2 separate regions of the Homo sapiens genome follow, and region 1 is linked to region 2. The links are chromatin loops, found by intact Hi-C in ENCODE. Cell type or tissue: GM12878. All regions are shown on one strand. Links, peaks and the distances in the headings refer to the core of each region. The heading gives the core; the rest is flanking DNA. Region 1 overlaps DLGAP1 (DLG associated protein 1). Region 2 holds the start of DLGAP1 (DLG associated protein 1).

Region 1 (12,370 bases), core at 2,685-10,684, 60 kb after region 2:
AAAAATTAATGGCAGAAACAATACACATCTGAGTACATACCCCTTAACTAATAGATCATATTGTATCCTCCATTCTCTATTTAGAATTATGCCTTAGAAAGTCATTACATCTTAAAAATAGAAGCACACACTAAATTAGAATAACATATTGATGAATCATCTATAAAAAACCTTTTTTTCACTCATAAACCCTGCTCTTATTAGGCAGATAAAAATGTCCTGAAAAAGATGATTTAAGAAATCTTTACCTCCGGCTGATTAATTTAAATTGTAAATACCACTGGTTCCTAACATATGGTAAGATTGATCTACAAAAATTACCAGTCTATCCTTATGTATCTTAAAATTTTATCAACTAAAAACATAATAATGGTTGAAATTTACTTATTTCAGCTCAAATAATTCCAGATTCAGGACAGTTTTACTCCATTAGCTTGTGGCTTGTACTGCTTATGAAAAAAAATACTTGTTATCTCTGTAAGGTGCAATAAAGAGTAAGGAACATACCTGAGGAAAAAAATATTTGAGGACTTTGCATTTCTGTTACAATATACAAATGCATGCTGATAATTTCAAGTGGATATAATCAGTTCAAAGAAGATGAACATAGGATCCAAGAAGTGCTTTGATATAAAGTGTGGTTTCAAAGTACATAGAAGTAATAAATCAGATGTTTAAGATGTTATTACCTAGACTATACTAATTTAAAATGATCTATTTTAGTACTTACTCTGACTTTTATATCAGTTACAAGTAACCAAAATCAGCTTTCTGAAGCCAGACTAAGGAAATATAGCCTTCTAATGACATAGTTAAGTCATGGTTGTTGAGGAAACTGGTACTAGTAATAGTGACTACAACAACTTGTTATACATGCTACACACTAGGTATTATGCAAAGGACTTTAAGTGATTTATTTTATTTACTTCTCCCAACTACCCTATGGTGGAGATACTTTATCATGCCTGTTTGACAAGTAAAGGCATGGAGCCTCAGAGTTTAAACACCCTGCCTTGGTTGCATAGCTAGTGAGTAACCCTGGGATCAGAACTCAGGTGTGTCTGGCTCCAGAGCCCATGTTGTTACCTTTTGGCTCTAGCACCTTCATTCCATGGCAGCTTTACCCTTTGTTTCATTCTTTCTCCACTGTGATTTTATTGTACAAATGATATTCTAATTAGCTTAGAGAGCAAATTTGTGCACATTATGCAATATGGGTTTGGGAAACCGTCAGCAAAACCCAGCCAAGGGCTCTTCATTCAGTGAACCACAGACACTACCCTCCAGCATGCTCACCCTCTCCATCTGTCTGGGAGACTCATCCCTCCTTCTGGCTCACGTGGTAAAAAGATATAGGAGGTTTCTCTCTCTTGCTCTTCCTTTTGTACTTCTTTTGGTCACCCAAGCCCTAGCATGAGTTTCTACCTTTCCAAGTGAACCAACCAAATTGCTCTTGAGAGGGAAGAACATGTGGCTTCCTCTCAGAGAGCGCCAATACCCAGCACTACTCAGCTCCACATGGTTTATCTACGGGAAACCTTCCCTGTACTTTGATTCCTGGGAAAGGCTTTTTCCTTCCTATCTCTTGGACTTCAGAGTAGCAGAAAACCGTAATTCGTGAGAATAACCCAATCTCTTTCTTTAATTTTGCTATTTTGGATAAACTCTGGGTCCTCATGATCATGAAGGACACTTCTACTGCAGAGTTGCTTCTGTCCGTGTCATTGGAGTGGCTGTGGAATTCTATGCTGGATTTCCTGGTGGTCATATTCTTTTACAAAGTGGGGCTAATGAACCTTTTGGAATCATGGTCTTTGTGTCTTTGTTGAACATCCTTTGGATGTGGAAGCTTCATCGATTTGCTGCTCTCTGCCTTTCTTTACACTTTTCTTCCTCGGACTGGGGATTGAATGTTAAATTTGTATTTGCTCTTACTAAGTCATAGAGGCAAATCCATCTGGAAAAGACTAACAGTATCTTTCAAACATCTGCAGCCAATTACTCTAGCTTTCCCTGTGCCCGCAGCCGGTGGAGTTAGAATATCTGTTAGTGGATGCTCCTTCATATGTTTGTATTCTACAGGGTGCATATTTCTTGGGTTGAGGAGGCCCTGGGTCTTCTTCAGGTAGACTCTGTCACTTTTCCCATGGTCTAGTGTCAGAATGTAAGTGATGTTGAATTTGTCTTTATCGTGGGGTTTAGGAACATGTTAACTGCAGCTCCCGCATTCAGCATTACTTGGGCGTTTGATTATGAATGTTTTTATATATCTTTCTGGTATTCCAGCAAGGCTGTATAGCATGTCCCCTCTCTCTCACAAATTAGGAGTTTTATTATTTAATGGGTATGGACTTAAGTAGATTCTGTTATAAACGCTTGTATTCAAAAATCATTAGGTTGGAAAAATGTTATTTGGCTCTCAAAAGATGTGTATTGTGTTTATTTACTTTTACCAGAAAACACCATTTCATCTTTCCTTCACCCGTCTCCACCCCTCCATGTTAATGAATCTTTACAGAGAACCATGTTAATGATCTTTACAGAGAACCAGCTGCATGCCCAGCAGGTCTCCCAGGTTAGGAAACCATCAGTCTCTGGCTATAGGTAATACGCGGAGCCCTCGTACTGAGGTAGATGCTAGAAATAATAATTTTAAAAGTAAGGCAAAAATCTTGATTTTACTTTATACCCCCTATTTGATTTTGATTAAGTTTATCTTGATTTTTTTTGACCCAGAGAAAAGCGATACTTACCTCCCCAATGTTTTAGAGATAGTAATAGGGATATAAAAAGGAAAAAGAAAATATTACATAAAAGTTAATACCCATTTGGAATTTTACTTTCTCTTTCTTTTTCTTTTGTATGTCAATAGGGGAAAATGTGAACTTAGGTAAAGAATTCCCAATGCAATGTGCTATTTCTTTTACAACTTGTGTTTTGTGTTGGAACACTTCAAAATTAGGCATAAAACTCAAAGGAAAGTCTGAAAAATCAGAAACTGGAAAGTTAACATTGAAATGTCCGGGTAATTTTTAAAGACTGTTACTTGTTTCCTTTGTTCAAACACCATTTTCTGACTATTCTGAGCAAGATTTTATTTCTGGGTAACTACTAACTTTCAGTACCAAATGGCTTAATTTAGCACAGTAGGGCCGAATGAAGGTATTCCTGAGCTGTCTCATGTTCACTTGTGCAGGCTGAGCATGCCTTATTTTCAATAGACGAGAACTGAAACTCTGTAAAGCAATTTATGAAATTCTTTAAGAGAAAACAGATCTAAAAATATCACTATTGGCATAAGAACCTTACTAATTTCCGTGATCATCAAAATCTTGATTTCTGAAAATAGGTTTGTTCCCACCTATTTAAAATTAATTATCTGATACACTGGCATAGGAATTTGTATTACAAAGAAGATATATTTTAACAATAAACTGTAGTTTTCATTTAAAACCTACGTTTTCATAAATAATTAACTAGGCTAATTATTCCAAAAATTGATTAAACCCAGTGATTAGAGGCATTCTATTTTGGGGATTTTTTCCCCCAAATTCTTCTCCAAAGGAATCCTTCCAAGTAGATGTGCATTTTTCTGGATTTTTATGTTATTGTTTAAATATTGTCACCTGAACAATTACTTAGTTTGAAGTAAGTTCTTTCAAAATGGCAGTGAAATAGTGAATCAAGCAAAAGGAAATTTATTCTTAAATTCTTATCTCACACACCTTCAATAGCTTCTTGTTTCCTCCTGATTAAAGAACAGTAGACATTTGATAATTGATACTGATTAGAATTGTGCCCACTTATTAGCAAAAGCGAAATCCGTGTCATCTAGTAAATGAATACGTTTTTTCAAGGCTCATGGAACTCATAGTCATCCTGACGGTGGCTTTCTTCTTTTACTGTTTTGTCTTCACATATGCAGAAACTTTCTTGTCACCTTATTATGTTTAGCCATATAGCTACTTTTGTATTCATTTATTCAATAAATATTTATTACATACCTTCTACGTATTAGTTGTTCTAGAGCAGGGATCCCCAACCCCTCTGCCATGGACAGTACCAGTCCCTGGCCAGTTAGGAACCTGGCCGCACAGCAGGAAGGAGATGAGCCATGGGTGAGTGAGCATTACCACCTGAGCCCCGCCTCCTGTTAGATCAGCAGCGGCATTAGATTCTCACAGGAGCGCAAACCCTGTTGTGAGCTGCACATGCGAGGGATCTAGGTTGAACGCTTCTTATGAGAATCTAATGCCTGATGTTCTGAGGTGGAACAGTTTCATCCCAGAACCACCCCTGCCCCCGGTCTGTGGAAAAACTGTCTTCCATGAAACCAGTCCCTGGTGCCGAAAGGGTTGGGGACTGCTGTTCTAGATAAGGGAGACTCCAGGTGAGTAAAAGAGTAAAGCAGATGTAGAGTTCATGTGCCAGCAGGAGAGACAAAAGCAATCAGACAAATACAAATGAAAATTTCATTACAAATTATGGTGTAGCTACATCAACAAACTATGGTTGAGATCCAGAATAATGGGAGGGGTTGCCATTTTAAATAGATTGGTCAAGGAATGCCTCTTGAAGAAAGTACCATTTGACATGGGACCCAAATGTGACAAAGAATCAACCATCTGAAAAATTAGAGGTAGAGTCCATTCCAGGTAGAGTACAGAGAGTGTGAAAAGGCTCTTGCGTGGGAAAGAGACTGGCATGTTCACCAAATGGGGAAACACAAAAAGATGGCTGTGGCTGAAGCATAGTGAGAGAGAGAGGCATGGAGTACGATAGAAGAGGAGTCTAGGTATGCAAATAAATACGGGTCTTGGTAGACAGAGTTTTCATAGGCTGCGGTAAGGAGATAGGATTTTATATTAAGTGTTTTATTTTATTTATTCTATTTTAAGGCAATCAACAAAATTGTTCAAGTATGCAAGTGACAAAATCTAATTTATGTCTTAAGAAGATCATTTATTTTGCTGGAAAGAAACCAACTGTAGGAATTTGACAACCACGTGAGGGCTGCTGTAAGTGGTAGATGATGAAAGTCTAGTTCAAGTTGATGGCAGAGAATGTATATCAATTCCTTATGTATCTTGGAAATACAGTACACATGACTTGCTGATGGATTACGTATAAGGCATGAGGGTGGGAACAAAGATGACTTTTACATTTCTGGTTGGAATGGTTGGCCGGGAGTGCCATATCCTAAAAAGGAGAAGGCTAGATTTGGGACCAATTGGGCATCAGGACTCAAGTGTTTTATTTTGCTCATTCTAAGTTTGCAGCGTCTTTGAGACACCCAGGAGAAAATGCCAAGCAGACAGTTTGAAATGTGAGGCTGGATCTCAGAAGTAAGACTTGGCCTAGGGATATAAAATGATGTTTAAATCCATGGGCCTACAATCACTGTAGACTGTACAGTTATTACAGAGTTTAGTAGATTATAAAGCTTCCTGTCTTATATGAGCCTTTAAACTTTGAGTAGGTGGATCAGCCAAGGGAAGAGACCTAGCAGCACTCTCTTTTAACTAGTTGTCCTCAAGAAGGCATTTTTTAAAGTGTGTTATGACACAAGATCAAATTCCTTTTTTTTCTTGGAGCATCTGAAACTTGGATACAGCCTCAGAATAAATAATACATTATTAAATGGTCTATAATGAGGACCCCTAGAACTTTGTTAACCTTTCATGGGAAAATTCTGGTGTATTTTCACTCACATTTTAAGGGCCCAATCAAACAATAAGTGAACAGATCATGCAGCTTCCTAAGGGGAGGTAGAGAAGTCCCACCTGGATATGAGCAGCTCCTCCACTAACATACCATAATGATGTGGAGCAGGAGGTCTCTATCCATGAATCTCAGGCTGTGCTGCCTACCAACTGCCCCTCAACAGGCTTTGGGCTACCCATCTGGGTTGCTGGTGGCGATTGCTGGCTCTGGAATCCGTTTTTTATGACCTAGTAATCAGGAGGAAACTGGTTTCATTTCCCTTGACCCACTTTCGTCAGGGGAAATTGAACTTTCGGTTCATGAGAAGAGAGCCATCAGTTGAATTTCTCCTTTTAAGGGTTTCTAACCAAAACAAGTGACAACAACAAATCAGTAACTGATTAAAAACCAACTACCTCAATCGCCTTTGTAGTGTGACTTTTTTTCTTTAAAAATATTTTTAGACCAAATAAAGAGGGTACGGTATCAAAGCCATGTGTAGATGTGGAGGGAATGAGGCTGGACTGCTTCTCCATTACAGTAAACTACTGTTCTGGAGACATTCAGAAACTCCTTAGGCTCCCATGAGGTAAATGTTTAGCCCAAGAACATGCGTTTCTGGGAGCATACCTTAACAAAGGGTGTAGATCTGTCTGACCAAGAGGCAAAATAAAAGTCAGTATTTCTACTTGAGCAATCCTGAAGGTTTATGCTTCTAGGAAGGACCAGGTTATTTAAATTGCAAGCTGGAATTCAAAAGGGATGTTATGGGCTATGTAGTCGCTTCTTCAATTTCCTTCAAGCTAAGGGGATCTTCACCAATCAGTACCACAGAAATCACCGAAAATAGGTGTCAGCCAGCTATGGATTGGGGTGAATATTACTCGGCATTTGAGGTAGCAAAGAAATAACCACTGAGTGAACACTAGAGGATGGTGAAATAGGTAAATAGGACTATTTCTTAAGCAAGAAATTGAGATGCTAGAAATTAAGAAACCCCACCGTGGGTCAAACTGGCCAAAGGCAAAAGCAGGATGAAGAAAGCAAACTTTCTGAGCACATCTTCCGCAACTGGACTCTGCCATTTTTATTAAATGAAGGAAGGGTGGGAAAAGTGACCCGGTTGAGTTTCCCTAGTTGCAGAGGCCTCCTGCTCAGTGCTGTTGAAAAACAAATGCTTGCATTTGAGAAAGTGATTGCAGGAGGAGCATCTTCCTTGGGAAATATATATGTCTGTTTTGTGACATAGATAAGCTCTTCTGGGAGATTATGTTTATCTGGCTTAAAGCAAATTTATATAAAAAGGATACACTGGACTTGATTATATGTGTCAATCGGGATAGGCTAAGTTAAATTCAGGTAACAGTGTGTTTAAGGTATATGACCATTCTGTACTACTGACCGTACCAAGCTTCTTTCTTCCAAGATGAGCGCAGGCTGATGGAGCAGGCCCAAGAGGAGCACTTCCAGTTACAGGTCAGAGGCAAAAGAGAACATGGAGGAACCGTGAAAAACAGTGTTAAAGATCTCAAAGCTTTGCCCAGGGGCCTCTAGAACTGCCTATGATTTTTATAGAAATTTTATTCATAACTGCCAAAAACTGGGAGGCAACCAAGATGTCTTCCATCAGTGGATGGATAAACTGTGGTACATCCAGACAGTGGAATATTATTCAGCTATCAAGCCACAAAAAGACATGAAGGAAACTAAATCCGTACTAAGTGAAAGAAAATAATCTGAAAAGCCTATGTACTGTATGACTCCAACTGTATGACGTTCTAGAAAGGTCAGAACAATGGAGATAGTAAAAGGATTTGTGGTCACCAGGGGTTAGGAGGAATGGAAGGATGAATAGGTTGGGCACAGAGAATTTTTAGGGCAGTGGAACTATTCTATATGATACTACAATGGTGGACACATGTCATTATACATTTTTCAAAGCTCGTAGAATGTGCAACACCGAGAATGAGCCCTGATGTAGAAACTGTGGACTTTGGGTGATAATGATGTGTCAATAGAGGTTCATCAATTACAACAAGTGTACCACTGTGATATGGGATGTCAGTAGTGTTGTGAACATGTGGGGACAGGGGTGCATGGGACCTCTGTCCTTTCCTTTCAATTTTCCTGTGAACCTAAAACTGCTATAAAAACATAAGATTTATTAATTAAGAAAAAAGGGGGAGGAATACATCTTTTTTTTTTTCACACAATTTGTTATGGGCCAACATGGTATGGGGACATATATTCTCTCCATAAGGAAGGGCAGAGAATATTTTGGAGAACAATACAATACACTATTAGAATGTATTTCTTAAGATCAAAAACCATACCTCATTTAGCCCTGTAGCCACTGGAGGGACTAACACAGTGCCCTACATGTAGCTGATGTTCAGTTAAATTAAATGAATTAATCTTGAAGTAGAAGTATCTTAGAAACATGAAGGAAATAGACATCTAGATTTAATAATGAAGACTATTCACCAGTAATATTTAAACTATGCATTATTAATTGCAGGTTATAGTAATTGATGTGCATCTTAATAGACGTCATTGTGTGCCAACAGCAAACTCGTGACACAGAATATAACAGAATAATGCAGTTGCTCTGAAAGCACATTGGAGATGTACATCAATTTGCGTATAATGGGTAGTGTGAACTAGTTCATTGGAATAACTTCTATTTTGACTATAAAAGGTACACATCCCATTGTAGTAATTTTGGATAATCCATGAAGATAAAGAAGAAAATAAAAATCATTTAATTTAACCAATCATAGAAAATCATTCTACAGTCAATCTGTTTTTGCTGTCACCATTCAGTTGCTTTATACAATTTTCCATTGTAGTAAATTACACAGAACATTAAATTTACCATGTCAGCCATTTTTAAGTGTACAGTTCAGTAGTGTTAAGTACATTCATATTTTTGTGCAATCAGTCTTCAGAAATTTTTCCTCTTACAAAACTGAAACTCTATGCCCATTAAAGAACTCCCCATTTTCCCCTACCCGTACCCCTTGGCAGCCATCATTCTACTTTATTTCTCTTGCTGTGAATTTGACTATTCTAGACACTTCATTTAAGTAGAATCATAAAGTATTCATCTTTTTGTGACTGGCTTATTTTACTTAGTATAATGTTCTCAAGGTTCATCCGTGTTGTAGCATGTGTTAGAATGTCCTTCCTTTTTAAGGATGAATAATAATTCATAGTTTCTATATATCATATTTTGTTCATCCATTCATCCATCAATGATCAGTTGTGTTGCTTCCACTTTTTAGTTATTGTGAATAGTGCTACTATGAACATAGGTGTACAAGTGTCACTTCAAGACATTGCTTTCAATGTTTTTGGCCATATACCCAGAAGTGGAACTGCTGGATCTTATGACAACTCAATTTTTAATATTTTGAGGAACTGCCAAACTTTTTCAGAGTGGCTGTACTATTTTACACTCCCGTCAACAGTAGACAAGGGCTCCAGTTTCTCCACATCCTCACTGACATTATTTTCTTTTTTTGTTTTTGTTTTGATAGTAGCCAACCTGATGGGTGTGAGGTGATATCTCATTGTGGTTGTTACTTTCCTGATACGTATATGAGATAATTGTTAAAATTATATCAGATACTTTACAGTTAAGATGTCTTTGGCTGTAAGTAATAGCCAGCGGGTGGGGGAGAGTAACTTTTTCCTTCCTAATATGAAGTCTGAAGTTTGTAAAGACTGTGATAAAGAAAAATTTGGGCATCTTACCTGCAATAGTTTCAGTACAACATGACTCCTTATTTTTCTTCACCAATTTCTTTCTGCCTTTACCCATTCCTTAAATGCCATTGTCCTAATGGTTCTGTTCCTGAACTATATGTACCCTCTAGGCAAGCTCACCCTTTCCCGCAGCTCCAATGGCTTTCTTCACTAATGACCCCTAGCTCTAGTATCTCCAGGTGAAGGAATGTCTCCTGCGTTCCAAGCTGCATATCCATCTACCTCCTACATACTTCCCTATGGATGTGCCACAGGCACATGTGCAAAACTGAAACCATTTTTTCCTTCGAAACCGTCTCCTTCTTGGTCATTAGCTTCACCATCCTCTAATCAGAAACTTGAGTGTCATTCTTGAGTTTCCCCTCTCTATGTTTTACTTTACTGTGTCCTGTCTGCTGCATTTCTTAACACTCTTTAGCATTGCCCTTACCCTAATTCAGAGCCTCATTTGTCTCTTGAAATATTGCAAAGATTTAAATATGACTTTAGCTCACTGTTTATGCCTAGCTTCCACTCCGTCCTCCACACTGCTGACCCCGATTCTTCCCCACTAGGCACTCAGTCCCTGTAGAGAACAGTCCAATTTCCTGAGCTTGGCAAAAGAGACACTTCATTACCTGGGCCTTTTGAGTGTGTGTGTGTGTGTGTGTGTGTGTGTGTGTGTGTGTGTGTGTATGTGTGATGGAGTCTCTGTCACCCAGGCTGGAGTGCAGTGGTGTGATCTCAGCTCACTGCAGCATCCACCTCCCGGGTTCAAGTGATTCTCCTGCCTCAGCCTCCCAAGTAGCTGGGACTACAGGCACACACCACCATGCCCGACTAATTTTTGTATTTTTAGTAGAGACGGGGTTTCGCCATGCTGGCCAGGCTAGTCCCGAACTCCTGACCTCATGATCTGCCCGCCTCAGCCTCCCAAACCTGTGCCTTTCTTTACTTAACTTCCTCAGCTGCATTTCTTCTTCATTCTTCCCTTCTGCTGTATGTGCATTTATTCTAGACAGCTTAGTTGTCCCCCAAAATGTCATAGAGAAAGCACTGGACTTAGAGATAGTGCAGAAGACAGTTTGTTCTTATGAGCAAGAGACATAATTAGAAGTATGCCCTAGAATAAGCAGCATAATAGTCATGAAATTAAAATGAAGTGTATTTATTTCCATTTAAACAATATACTTCCATCACAATTACTTATAATAACATTTTAAAATCATCGTCTGGTCACATATATGGCCCAGCTTAAATCTTTATTACATTAATTACTTATGTATAGCCTTGTGTGGTTTATTTTCACTCAAATGTGGCTTATTTCCCAATCAGACTATTAAATTCTTTTTTTACTCCCCAAAGAATCTAGAAAAATGCTGTGCAGGTGTGTTTGTTATAGAGGCTTAATAAATGCCTCTTGACTGATTGATATTGCCTACCTTTTCACTCAACCTTGCTCCCTCATTTCTTCATCTTATCCTTTTCATCCAGTCCCATGGTTTTTATTACAATTCCAATGAGGGTTTAGGTATTTAGAACACAATGGGTGGTCCCTAAATATTGAAGAATAACAGCATCATCCCCATACTAACTTAAATCTTGTTTCATTGCGAGTGACTTAGAAAGGTAGTTTACTCTTACTTATCTCAGAATATTATAGAGGCCACATTTCTCTTTCACCCCAAACAGTCATGCTCCACAGATTTTATACCCTAATTACCCCTATTATGCAACCTGATGCTCTCCTATCTTTCTTTCTTTGCCTCATTTCTTTTGCTTTAACCAGCATCTTCTCCATTCTAAACATAGCCCTACTTTCTGTTTGCTTATTTTCATTCTCACATACCTGGGCCTCAGAGTGTTGTTCTCCCAGACAGTCAGTTTGTAATGGTCTCTAAAAGAGTTGCTGCCCATATCCCTATTTCCTTTTAAATACTCTGCATATGTGATCTTTCTCATTACTCTATAGACCTAAGAAAACTCATGCCCATATTTTCCCATTATCACCTGTATTAACTCTGAGCCAGCTCTTTGACCTTGGACAGGTCGACTGGCTATACAACTACAGCTCACTTAAAACTGTTACATCACTGTCATTCTTGCTTCTACTTATAGCTAATGTGACATTAATCATGATGGACTATAGTTATATTTGATAATTTGCCATATCCAGTGGACTGTAATCTCCTGATGGAATGTTTGAGTCCCTAATGTCAGTTAATGGAAAATTTGGGGTTGTTCATGTTTACTAGGTCAGTGAATAAGATAGTCAGATTTTTGTTTGTCTTCTAATAATAAAAAGAAATGGAATACTATTCTGAGAAGACACTGCCTGGGAAATTACAGGATCTAGCCTTCAGATAGTCTAGGTAGTCTTTCTCGATCTGGTCGGCATTCTGACCTTTCTGATTGTCAAAATGATAAATGAGGATAGGATAAATTTAGCTATATTAGAACGGGGACATAAGAAGAAGTCATAGCTATCATTGTAGCCACCCCCTTCCCCAGCCCCCAGCAATCCCTTGTCACAAACACATTCAAATGTTTGTTGAGGAAATGACCCTTAAATGTGACACTTCATTTAGCCCACACCAGGCCATTTTCTAAATCCTTGAGGCAGCTTCTTAAAGTCCCAGTTCTCATTCCATATATTTCTTTGTGCTTTTCTGTGCTTGAAAAGCTTTCATAAGCTTTCCTCTAAATACCTACAGAAAGTTCATATTCTCTACAAAAGTGATTTCAACAACAGCATAACATTAGTGCCAATTTACAGGCATGTTTACTCTAACTGGATTCCACATGGCTCCACCACTACTATGAAATTATTCGTAACTAAAGCAATGAAAGTAACATGTAAAAAAATAAATTTACTTTCCAATGTATTATATTTGTGTGTATTTGTATTATGTATCTTGTT
Region 2 (12,370 bases), core at 2,748-10,747:
AATTATTTTCACTTAAGTTAGCCAACTTTGGTTTCTGTCACCTACAGTCAGAAAAACCTAATAATAGCAATGTTACATCGATATTATTGTTGCTGGGTTAAATCTACCATAACAATTTTGTAAGAAAATTGATTTTCCACTTCAAGTAATTTTATTCACTGAATTCATCTAATTTGAGTTAGGGCCTGACAATGATACTGACCTTCTTATTTATGTGATGTCATTGGAAGAATCTATGGATTAAACGTGGTTAGATACCAGGATTAAGCTCTAGTATTCAATAGTACAGCAGAGGAACTATATAGTTTAATTTATTGTATATTTCAAAATAGCTAGAAGAGAAGAATTCTAATGTTCCCAATACGAAGAAAAGATAAATGAGGTGAGGGATATCCCAATTACCCTGATTTGATCATTATGCATTGTATATATATACCAAATTATTGTATCTACCTGCAAAATATGTGCAACTGTGATATATCAATTTAAAAATTAGAAAAGAAAATCTATTAATTAAACATATTTACAAATCTGGAAAGGCAAATTTTCCAAATTATGAAGGCTATTATCACATATCAGTATTTTGCCTTTTCAGGGAATCCGATTTGAAGTGTCCCTATAATAATTCTTTTTTTTTTTTTTTTTTGAGAGTCTCGCTCTGTCACCCCGGCTGGAGTGCAGTGGTGTGATCTCGGCTCACTGCAATCTCCACCTCCCGGGTTCAAGTGATTCTTATGTCTCAGCCTCCAGAGTAGCTGGGATTACAGGCGCCCACCACCAACCCAGCTAACTTTTGAATTTTTAGTAGAGATGGGTTTTCACCATGTTGGCCAGGCTGGTCTTGAACTCCTGACCTCAAGTGATCTGCCCATCTCGGCCTCCCAAAGTGCCAGGATTAGAGGTGTGAGCCACTGAGCTGGGCCCCTATAGTAATTCTTGAATTGTCTGAGAATATCTTTTAGATCATTGCTAAAGCGTCGGTGCTCATGATATTACAATGCTGAGAATTTACCTCCATTTAGTGGTTTCAGTAATTGTTATTTTCTTTAATGGAAAATCACTCAGTGAAATTGCAGGAAAGAGGTTATTTATCTGAGTCATATTTTTATGAAAACTGTTTTTCACTTCCTTGCATTTTTAGAAGTGTTGTCTTTAAAAGGATATTCTATTAATATTTATAATTAGACATCACACAAAACAGATGCTAAATCTTATGCTATAACTTCTGGATAAAATTACATAAAGATTATGTACTTTTTGGCATAATATTCCCTCAGGAAGCTGTAGAACAAAGGACATTCTCCATGAAGATGCCATTTCTTTTTTTAATAGAAGGAAATAATAAGGCAGTGATTAACCACGATTATTTTAACTACTGTAACGTTTGCAATTAAGTGGGCAGCGCAGGAGCTCAATAAATACTTAATTGATTTACTTTTTTCTCTCCTTGACCCACATCGCAATTCACCCACTCACGCCGCTATCCCTATTCTAACTTTGAAACCAAGTGGATTCTCTCTGTTTTCAGTTTGTGGAAGCGTGGTGCTCAGCCTGTGTGGAGGGGCCTGGCTTCCAAGTGTACTTGGGGTGGAACCTGGGGACTTTACCGAGGGCACAGGTCAGGAGATGAGATTCGTTTCGCTTTTTGAATTACCTTTTGGCCTGTACCAAGATGAACTGGTGGGATATATAGTGTCATCGAACCCGGGAGAGTTGTTGTGGAGGTGAGGAAACAGCTCTGAGGGATAACGGTTTGAAAGTAGTGGCGCTGGGGACGAACATGGGTCCCTGCGAGTCTGAGACTCTCTATTGCCCCCATCTCCTTGCTGCCGATTACTTCTTCAAAAATTCTCCTAGGGACCCTGAGGAGGGACGGGAGAGGTCAGCAAACCCTCTGTCCACCAACTTGATTTCCTGTGATACAAAGTGTCATGAGTTCTCCTGCTTTCCTCCCTTAAAAAAGACAAGATTAGGAACAACGGCTGGCAAGAGAGGAGGGGAAAGCTTAATTCTCCACAGATGCTGCGCAAGGGAACCAATGGGTCACGCCCACTCACGGGTGGCCGCCTCTCTGTTCCATCCCGGGGATGTTGGGCTTTCCCCTCGGTCCGGGGCGAGCGCACTTCCCACCCGGAGACTGAGCGGGCAGCACTCGCAGGCCAGGAGCGCGTTCCGGGAGGCGCCGGCGCCTCCCCGCGGCCTGGGCGCACGTGCCTGGGCTGGGGCCGGAGCCCGCGGTCGCGCCGCGCCGTAGTAGCTGGGGCGGGTGGGAGCGGCTGGCTCCGGGCCGCGGCCGCCGCCCGCCCGCCGGCTCCGGTGGTTGGGCGGAGGAAGCGCGGGACTCCTCCTCCCCACCGTATTAACATGCACCCAGGGGCGGGTCACCAGCCCAGCCTTGCAGCCCCAGCCCGCCGCGTCCCGGCGCTCAGCCTCCGCTCCAGAGGCGAGCGCTGCGCTTCGGGCGCCGCAATCTCCAGGACACGGCCTCGCGGACACCTTCCGCCTCGGGGAATCGGCAGCATAGGCGGCGCGAACGGCCGCCGCCGCCTCGGCTCCTCTCTCGAGTCCTTCCCGTCACCTCGCTGAGAGCCGGTCCTGGTCGCGGGGACATCTCTCTCCTTCCTCCGAGGCTCGTGGGACCAACGGACGGACGCAGCCAGCGAGGGCCGGACTGCGGGACGCGGCCAGGTAACGCCGGGCTGCGCCGCGGGGCTGGGGCGTGCGCGGCGGCGGCGGTCGCGGCGCGCTGGGTGGCTCCTGGCTGCTGCCTGCCGCGCGGTCGCCGCTTCCCTCGCCCGCGGAGGGGCTGCGGGCTGGGCTCCCCCGGCCGCTGGCTCGAGAGTCCGCGCTCCTTACCCTTTCAGCCGCCCGGGGTGCACTCCCGGGCCCTCCGGGTAACCTGGGATCTCGGGGGCGAGCGCGTCCTCTCCGGCCATGCGGTCCTCGCGGCTCCCCACGGGGACCCAGGCAGGGGAAGGATTTCTAATTGCGACAGGGTCCCGGAAGGGGGAGGGGAGGAGAACACCGGTCCCCTGTCCCGGTCATGTCCACCGGTCAAATTCGCACCCCCACCCCACCCCCGATGCACCTTGCAGGGGAGGAGGGGGCTGCTCCCCGCAGGGCTTTCTCGGCAGGCTCCTGGGTCGTTTGCAAAGCAAGTTGTTGCACTAGCTTTTTGGGTGACATTTTGGCATTGTGGAAAAGGACCAACTCCCCCGTGCGTTTGTAAGAGAAAGCCAAAGAAACAGAGACACAAAGACAGGCACAGAGAGAGAGAGAGAGAGAGAAATGGGGTCCAAGGAGGAGGTCACTGGAGAGTCGCCCCCTGCCCGCGGCCAAGGCCAATTCCCGGAGAATCGCGGGGCGGGCCGGGAGACCCGACATTCAGCGAATTGAATGAGCCGGGCTGGAACCAAGGCCAAACAGGGACCTCTCCTCTGGGCTGGGCGAGATAACACATTGCACTTTCATTGAGGGGCGGCTGCAGCTGGGAGAGGCACCTTCGGAGGGCCCGCGGCGATGAAGACCCTGCTTTCAGGACTTCGGCTGCTGCGCTTTTTGCGGAAGGCGCGCTGTCCCGGCCTCGCTGGGTGGCACCGGGAGGCCGTGGGAAGGGGTGGCCCGTGGCTCGGCTGCCGGCGCCGGAGACACTGAGTGCCTGTGTCCGAGTGCCGCGCTCGCCCCCGGCTGCAGGGCTTGCCTCCAGCCCGACCGTAGCGCTGCGGAATTTTCTGCTAGAGAAGGGGAGGATGTGCGGAGGGCAAGGGGTTAAAGGTAGCCAGGCGGCAAGCAGTGGGACGCTGGGTGGGAGATGTCACGTCTTTTGTGGATCCAGGCGAGACTCTTCACTCCTTACTCCTGACACAGAGACTGACTCCCGGTCGTGGGAGGTGAATGCTCCCTGCCTCCTTCCATAACACGTGAAGTTAGGGAATTACGAGGAAAGACATATAATAAAAGTACCAATTAAAGACAGATCTTTTAGCTTTTGTGGTCTTCGTGAATGGCTTCGTAGAAGGTGAGGATAGATCAGTCTAAGATGTGGTTAGACATGGAGATGAGAAATGCTGAGAACTAGGAAAGCGATTTTAGGTCCTAAGGCAAACATCCTGCAAATTATTTTTTACCCTGAAAGAGCTGTTCTAAAAAGAACAGCCCTTTGACTGTTATTTATAGCACGATTTCAGTTCAGGAAACGACTTTCTATTGGCCTAGGTCATTTTGCATATAAAGCAATACTTTTTATTCCTTGAATAAAACTTGAACGGAAATGACATGGAGGCAAGAAATTTTACAAGATCCTAATTTATTTCATGCCAGAAGAATATAAAGTTTTCTTTAAGTTTTTAAAAGGAAATTCAAGCCTATAAAGAAATAATGAATATGTCTATGCAAAATGTATGATTTTAAAAAGTTTAAGTTATAAACGCTACCCTTGGTTCAGAAAATTCATACTCTGGCATGAAACAAGAAAGTTCATAGAAGTCAGGTGTCAGTAGCCCTGTTCTTAATTTCCTTTAGATTTAGTACTTAAATGTAAAGTTGTTTCAGTTGGTTAGTGCCTTGCAATACCCCTAGTCGCAGATATAAAATTCTGTGAATTTTTAAAAAACTAATTTACTTAAGAGAAAATGTTAGTTACCTTGTGTGAGTAAAGAAGAATGTACTTGCATACATAGATTTTTTTAAATTTATAGCTATCTATTTCTCTATATTTCATTCTAAGATTAGTCTGCAAATACAATACTTTATCTCAAACATTACAGGCAATATAAATATGGGCAAAAGGAACTGGTTAACATTCTTTTAAATATGTCAAAATAATTTTCTGACAAGGCTTCTTAAATCTCACACAAGCAATTGTGCTTTGGGGAAATAATGAGTATATGAGTTTTCCCTAGGAGGGAATTTTCATGGTTTAGCATCTTTAATTTCTCCATCAACATAAGCTTTGTTCTGCCAGGACTAAAAACCCAGTAAAAGCATATTAGCGATTAGTGAAAGCAAATGGAGACAAGACCTTCCTTCCAAAATATTATGTAGCGCATATAGAGAAATAGCCTAAAACTAATTGTAGTGTTCTACTTTTTAAATCCTTCTAAGCTTAAGTGTCCTATTCAACCCAATTTGGGAATAGAAACTGCATGCACTTTGAGTTAACTCTATTAAATATGTGTGCCTTTGTTCCATATAGCCATTTAGATTGATTTTTTTTAAATATAAAATTAAAACTTGGAAGAGGGGGACTTGTTTTACAAAGTACTCATTTTAGTGAATATGAGCAATATTCACTAATATGCAGCAAAGTAATAGTTTCATCTACAACTTAATCGAGATGAATACCATATTCTTTGAACATCAACTCTTTCAGAAACAAAGAATTCAGTGTTTTGATTCTGATCTCGTAATATTTCAAATTCAGAGATAATAGTAAAATGTTATCTAATGTGTATTTCTATAGTGAAATTTCTATGATCAGCTCAAATTCATGTTACCTTCATGACCATTCCCACAAATTGCTCCACTGTTTATCAGAGGAGAGGAAATTGGTTTCCTCTCAGGAAGCATCCAATTAAAATCTACTTTTATGTAGATTTCATCTCTATAGAAATCACACTTACCTCTCTTTTCTTAAATTAAGAAAATGATACAATTTTAGGTTATTTTGTTTATTTTCTCTTTTTCCATTGGTAATTATATTTCCCCTGGTACAGGAACACCATTGAAATAAGAAGGCTAAAAAGACTCTTGAAAAACCTAAACACGTTTCCCCAATCCTCACTTCTCATAGTTATAATCTATGCCTATGTCTGTGGTATGTTGGTCTTTTGTACATTTTTTTTATTTTAAAGAAACACTATCACAAAAAGATACTTTGCTAGCATTGTAGAAAAATCTTTATGTTGTTGTTGAAACACCTGAATGTTCAAAAACATCCCATATCTTGAGCTGTTTTATTTCCTAAGATCCTAAGTGCTACTAGTTCTCTATTTTCAGAGAGGAATAACTACAGTGTCCCTCAAAAGATGTTTTTTCTTTCTTTTTTCCGAAGCATGAGAATTTGTAGCTCGATTCTTGTTACTGCCCGATGAAGGTGACTTTCTCTAGTTGTGTGGTCTATCAGGAATTGCCAAAGATGCTGTTCCTAGGAAGATCTAAAACATTGCATTACCACAGAGGAGGATTTAGAAATAGTCTTCTGACATTCATTTTAATCTATTAGACACCCACAGATAACCGATTGTATGAGATACCAGGTACCAGTTCTTTTGCTTCTAAGATGTAACTATTTAGCTTATACAATGCTGTATACTGTATATTTGCTACACCTTTCCCTGTAACCCTGCCAAACACACACCTACAGAGCAAAACATGTGATTGAGAACAAGAAAAAAATGAGGTGTGATTATAAGGCAGTTAAAAAGGTGAATGACATCCCTTTGAGGTCTTCTGTTCTTTAGTCTGATTGTACAGAGGTTGGTATTGCACAGGAGCCGTGTTGACCCAACCATTTCCCATCCTTCTCTCTAGTAAATGGTAGGGGACAGATAGCTGTTGTATAAGTGAGAAACAGGGTTATCTTCATCCATTATTGACTTAAGATTTTTCCTGGTTGCTTTATTATTTTCTCCCTCCTATAGGAGTTAATGATTACTGGGCAGCAAGTAACATCCCACTTAGGAAAACCAGCTCATGCAAAAGGAAGCCCTGTGGATCTATATCCACAGATATTTGGCTCAGATCCTTGGACTTTTTCTTGGATAGACAACCAGCATAGCTGGGATGTGATTGTCCCACTGGATATCTAATTGTGAACTAGATATCAGTGTTCTGAATATGTTATGAAGATGCAAACCACCTTCCTCCCTCTCCCTAGGATTTGCCAGCAACCAAACTGTTCATTTTCATATTCACTTATCATGGTTTGCTCATCTGTTGCCATTGACAATTTCTCTGTCTTCTCTCAATGTTTTCTTATCAGATTTGTAAGCAACAGCACAACAGCAAACCACAAAGTGTGTGATTTGGAACTGCTCAATCTTGCCAGGTTTTCTTAATATTCAGCAGAGTTGTGGTCTTACTGAAGCCATGGATAAGCATTTGGATGAGGAGACATTGTGCTGTGACTTGCTTATCTCCCTAGCCTTGCATCTGAATCTCTGCACTAGGAGGGCTCAGAGACATTTAAATGGCTCCCTCAGGCGGCTTGTGGGAAGGTCTCTCTGGGCACATTTCCAGCTTTGCTGCTTTACTCTGGTGACACGGTTTTAGCTAATTTGAAAACATCTGCTAGAGTAACTTGCTGTTTTAATTCTACTACTGGAGAACATCTGAGTATGTGATAGGAGGACTGGCACTAACCCTCATTCTAACCTCATGATTACACCCTTTCCCTGGATACCCCTTCTTTCTTGGTTTCAATTTCAGTAGAAATCAGTGTGGAGTCTATTTCTGGACTGCAAATTTCCCTGCTAGATATCACTAAGATTTCTTTACAAAACACATGCTGCAGTTTCAGAGGAAAATGGCATTTTGATCTTGTCTCAGACTTTGCAAACAACCATTCTTTGATATGATTCATCATACTATACTAGCAAAAAGACAAGGCACATTCACTCTCTTCAAAGCTATTTTCGTGTAGACATTAACCCAGAAGGCAAAGTCACCTTTTCATCCTTTCAAATTAGGATGTGCTTTCCGTTTAGAGTTTGGGAGGGTCAGCAGGGGAATCTTGAAGTGGTAATGCATTTGGAAGTCTTTCCTGTGAATCCTTGCCTAGGTAGTTCAGATAAGACTCACTTGATTCTAGAGCTTCTATGGAGCAGGCTAAGAAATCTTTCCCCCTCTCCTTGGAATGCTGTTTCTTACATTGTTCCCTCTTTCCTGGACTTCAGCTGAAAAGTCATTTAATCAGGGAAGGTCTCCAGCTGAATGCTGTTTTAGCACTTTATTCCTTTTTCATGGTCCTTTTACGGTCAATAATGATGTGTTGACTTGTGAGTGTCAGATTGCTTTCCCCACTGAACTGTGCATTCCGTGAGATCAAGAACTAAATATAGAATGTTCACCAAATATCACTGATGCCTAGCACAGCACCTGGCACTTAATAAATGGTGGGTAAACATTGGTTGAGTGAATGAATAAACAAGTGAATGCACATCTGTATTCTTAGTGCATAAGGGCCATAACTCTGAGGATGGTGTTACACAGCTTTTGCATGGCACTTCTTTGCAATGTCAGATGCTGTGTTCTTTGGTCCTAAGTTTACTCTGTTAATACCTGGTAAACACTGAGCTGATCCCAGCCTGAATATAAGGTGATGGGCTACGCAGTGCTACATTTCCCAACTAGGCAACATGCACTCTGCTGGCAAGCAGAGGTAAGGTTTTGAAATACAATAAGGATTTTAAAAAGGAAGCAAAGAAAAAACAAACTCCTGTTCCCTCTTCTTCCTCCTCCTTCTTATTCAAAATTAACATATTAGTAGATTAATTGTCTTACTTTATTCTGACCCTTTAAGGCTTAGCATAAACTTCTTTCCTACCCCTCACCTCTTACATTGAGTTCTCCTTTTTGTGTCTCCATTGAGTCTGATACGTAATTATAACCTAGTTTTGTTTTTCATTTTCTGCGTATATGCCTGTCTCCCTCTAGGAGACCAGAAGCTCAAGGGAGACCAGAGACAGTGGCCCCTATGTGGTTTGTAAGTGGAAGAAAGCAAAAGTTCACCAAGGACTCAAAGAATAAATCAGATCACAGGGATGAGGTGGAAAGTGTTGTGGGAGGCAGAGAAGCAGCTACAACTGCCTTTCTTGCTTGAGGCTGATCTCTATGTAGGTACGTAGATGTGGGTTGGCTCTCACAGGGGAGACTGGAATCTAACATCTTTACTGATGTGGAATCACAGCCTTCTAGGTATTTTCATGAATTTTTTATACTAGTTTTGTTTCTGGCCAGACATGTAGTGTATTCTGTTCTACTATCTGCTTCTGAACTACTGGAATGATGTGGTGAGGTGGGCCAGCCTTGGGGATATGTTAACCTTCCATGTGGCACCCTGCTGTAGATACCACATCTACCATTCAGCTTCGAATGGCCTGTGAGGAATGGTGAGACAGAATGCGAACATGCACCATGTTTTTATAAACTATGGTGCATAATAATTCCTCTAGATTTGCATGTGCTTTATAGATAATTGAAAACACTCTGCTTTGATGATATGAATCCTAAGGGATCTTGATGATAGATGTCAGGTATTTTGGTAGGTATATATCCAGCCTTTCCAAGTATGGGCAAACAAAAAATATTTGTAACATCTCCTGGGTACTTATTACTGTGAAGAATATAGAAGAGCAAGACCTAGTTAAACTCCTTGGGTAGCTTGAAATGTAATACAAAGAATACGATTAAAATGTAGGAAATAATTAGTAATAATGGGTTACAGAATGAAACTGGTGCTCAAATGTACTTATTTTGGGCTTTTCTGTAGGAGTAGGGGCTCAACAGAGAATGAGATCATTTTGGAATGCTTCCAATAGGGAAGATCTGAAGCTAGATTTTCATGGATTTGTAAGACTTACATAGGAAGAAGGACCGACTTTCAGATAGAGAAAACATTTGCATAGACGTGGAGGTGCAAATGAACTTGGCATGTTCCTGGTCCAGAAGATGGTTCTCTCCTCCAGTTCCTCCACTTTAATTAGACCTGAAGATGAATTTGATTGAGAGGGTCATTAATGGCTATACAAGAATGTTTAGATTTGATAGGAACCACTGACAGATTCTGAATAGGCAGTGACGTGAAGAAGTGGCCTCTTGGACTGATAGGAGTAGATGGGTCTAACACCAGACTGGGACAGAGAGAAGCATGAAGAGGCTGTTTTAGTGAGGCTTACATTATTGGGAATCAAGTCCAGGGAAGTAGAAATGGGAGTAAATATTTTGAAAAATTTTCAAGCAATATTTGACTCTTTCCTTTCTCTTTTACTCTGTACCTGTGTCACACATTCTTTTTAATTCTTTATTATTCATTAAAAATTCCTGTGAAATATTTCAGGAACACCAAAAATTAAATAATATTATAAACCCCTTTGTGTCCACCACCCAGATGGTGAAATAAATCATTGCATACACTGTTGAGACTTCAGTGTACTCTTCATGTCTTCCCTCAGAGGGACTCAGCCCACTGAGTTTTGTGTTTATTGTTCTTATGCATGCATTTCCTTATTCTTTGCTATGTATGTATGTGTACCTAAGCAATATAGTCTTGTTTTGCTTTTTTAGACTATTTATAAGTAGTAATAATGCTCTTGTAGTCTTCTTTACCTTACTGTAATTGTTCAGTATTTTGATGACATGTAGATCTGATTTATTCATTTTTACTGATATATGGTATTCCATTGTAGAACTGTATCATGATAAAGGTATCAATCTTTGTTGATGGACATTTAAGATGTTTCCAAATAAGGCTGATGTGAACATTCACGTGTACATCACCTTGTGCTAACAAAGGGGACTCTGATTAGGGTGGAGGGGGATTGCAGTAGGGTAATAGTCGTATCTTCACATCTAGCAGATAATGCAAATTACCAAAAATGGTTGTACCTATTTATGATCCCAACAGCAATCTATAAGAACACCTTTTGTTTTATATCCTTGTCAACACTTGGTGATACATTTTATTTTTGGCCAATCTTATGGATATGAAATGATATCTCATTGTAGTTTTAATTTGTTCTTCCATGTCTCCTGGTAATGTTGATGATTTATTCCCTCTCTTTATTAATATTCTAGTTGCTGTGGATTCCTTATTCATACATGTTCCCCACTCTCCTACTTCTTTTTGTTAAACTTATTGATTTGTAAGAGCTGTTTATATATTCTGGATACCAGAGTTTTGTTCTGTAATAGGCATTTCAGTTATCTCCACTCAGTTGGTGGCTTGTCTTCTCATTTTTATGATGTCTCTGGATGAAAAGATTATGTTTAAATTTAAAATAGTTGCATTTTAAATTCTCTTTATGGTACCAATAAGATATGTTTGAGAAATGTTTTCCAATTCTGAAATGACAAAGATATTATTATTTAGTTCTTCAAGACTTTTATATCCATAGTTATTTTATAAAGCCTTTAATTACATTCTAAATTTAGGCAAAACACCCATCTTCTCTTAGTCTTAATTTCTTACTCATTACGTTAGAGAGCAAGGTGGTTGTACTGTATGAGTTCTGCTGCTGCTGCTGCTGCTGCTGCTTGACTTCACAACTTCATCATTTTATGCCTGGAATACATAGCAGCTTCTTAATGGGATGTCTAATCTCTAGGATCTGATTAAACTCACATCAAAATTTACTTTTCTAAAATGCTCTTGAGGTCATCATGAAACTCCTCAAACTTTGTCCTGGAGCCCCCCAAAAGAGCAACAATCCCATTCGCTAGTATTCCCCTGCCTACTCCAGACCCGAGTATGCCTAGAACGTGGTTGGCCTTCAGATGTGTCAGTGGGACGAGTGTGTGAAGACACAATTGGTTCTCATCATTGCTTACCCTCATTTCCTAATAATCTCTTGCATCAGCCTCCACCATGACCACTCCTGTTTGTCAGGGCTCTGCTGTTCCAGCTATTTTTCCTCTTTGTTTATTTGCATGTACTCAAGCTCCATCTACTTGATGAATTGTTAACAGTGGCTGCTCCTAGAGACTAGGACAAGGAGCCTCAGGGGTTTTCTTTCCCTTTCTGTCCTTCTATCTAGTTGACTGTTTTACCAGGAGGAAGGATTTCTTTTAAAATAATTGTTTTAATGTCCTTTGTATCCTTCAAGGCCCAGCCAAATCTCACCTCTCACAGCACACATTTTATGACTACTCAGCTGAGGGTAAACTCTTCTCTGAATTCCAGTTGCATTTATCTGGATTACTTACTTTATTATAATATTCACATTTTTAACATTTTATGTGAATATTCTGAGATTTTAAGCTCTTTTAAGTAGTGAATTAGCTGATGTTTTTTGCATGTCTCATAGGCTTGAGCCCAGTAGCTAGTAGAGTGACTTTTCAAGGGGTAGCAGCTGCTTTCTTGATGATTGGCATGGATGAAATTGGAAATCATCATTCTCAGTAAACTATCGCAAGAACAAAAAACCAAACACCGCATATTCTCACTCATAGGTGGGAATTGAACATTGAGATCACATGGACACAGGAAGGGGAATATCATACTCTGGGGACTGTGGTGGGGTGGGGGGAGGGGGGAGGGATAGCATTGGGAGATATACCTAATGCTAGATGACGAGTTAGTGGGTGCAGCGCACCAGCATGGCACATGTATACGTATGTAACTAACCTGCATAAGGTGCACATGTACCCTAAA

The links. A loop is a pair of places that touch in the nucleus more often than their neighbours do. Peaks named below come from ENCODE experiments on the same cell type or tissue, not always from the same donor. Only the 100,000 strongest peaks of a DNase experiment are listed, where the experiment ranks them.
Region 1: it touches region 2 in a loop (2.4-fold over the local background); 3 of 110 quality-filtered maps call a loop at or near these places.

The regions. Positions count from the first base shown.
Region 1 is chr18:4,385,706-4,398,075 of GRCh38, reverse strand. All of the region lies in intron 1 of DLGAP1 (DLG associated protein 1), which reads left to right. Among named protein-coding and RNA genes, the nearest start is that of DLGAP1, 63 kb to the left of the region's middle. In GM12878, for the core only: no CTCF peak of the experiment used is centred there; DNase peaks (open chromatin) are centred at 3,145 and 6,015; H3K27ac peaks cover 538 bases.
Region 2 is chr18:4,445,324-4,457,693 of GRCh38, reverse strand. DLGAP1 (DLG associated protein 1) reads left to right here and starts at 2,387. Exons shown (of 13, transcript NM_004746.4): 1 at 2,387-2,688. RefSeq lists a silencer at 2,238-2,367. In GM12878, for the core only: a CTCF peak has its summit at 7,197; a DNase peak (open chromatin) is centred at 7,197.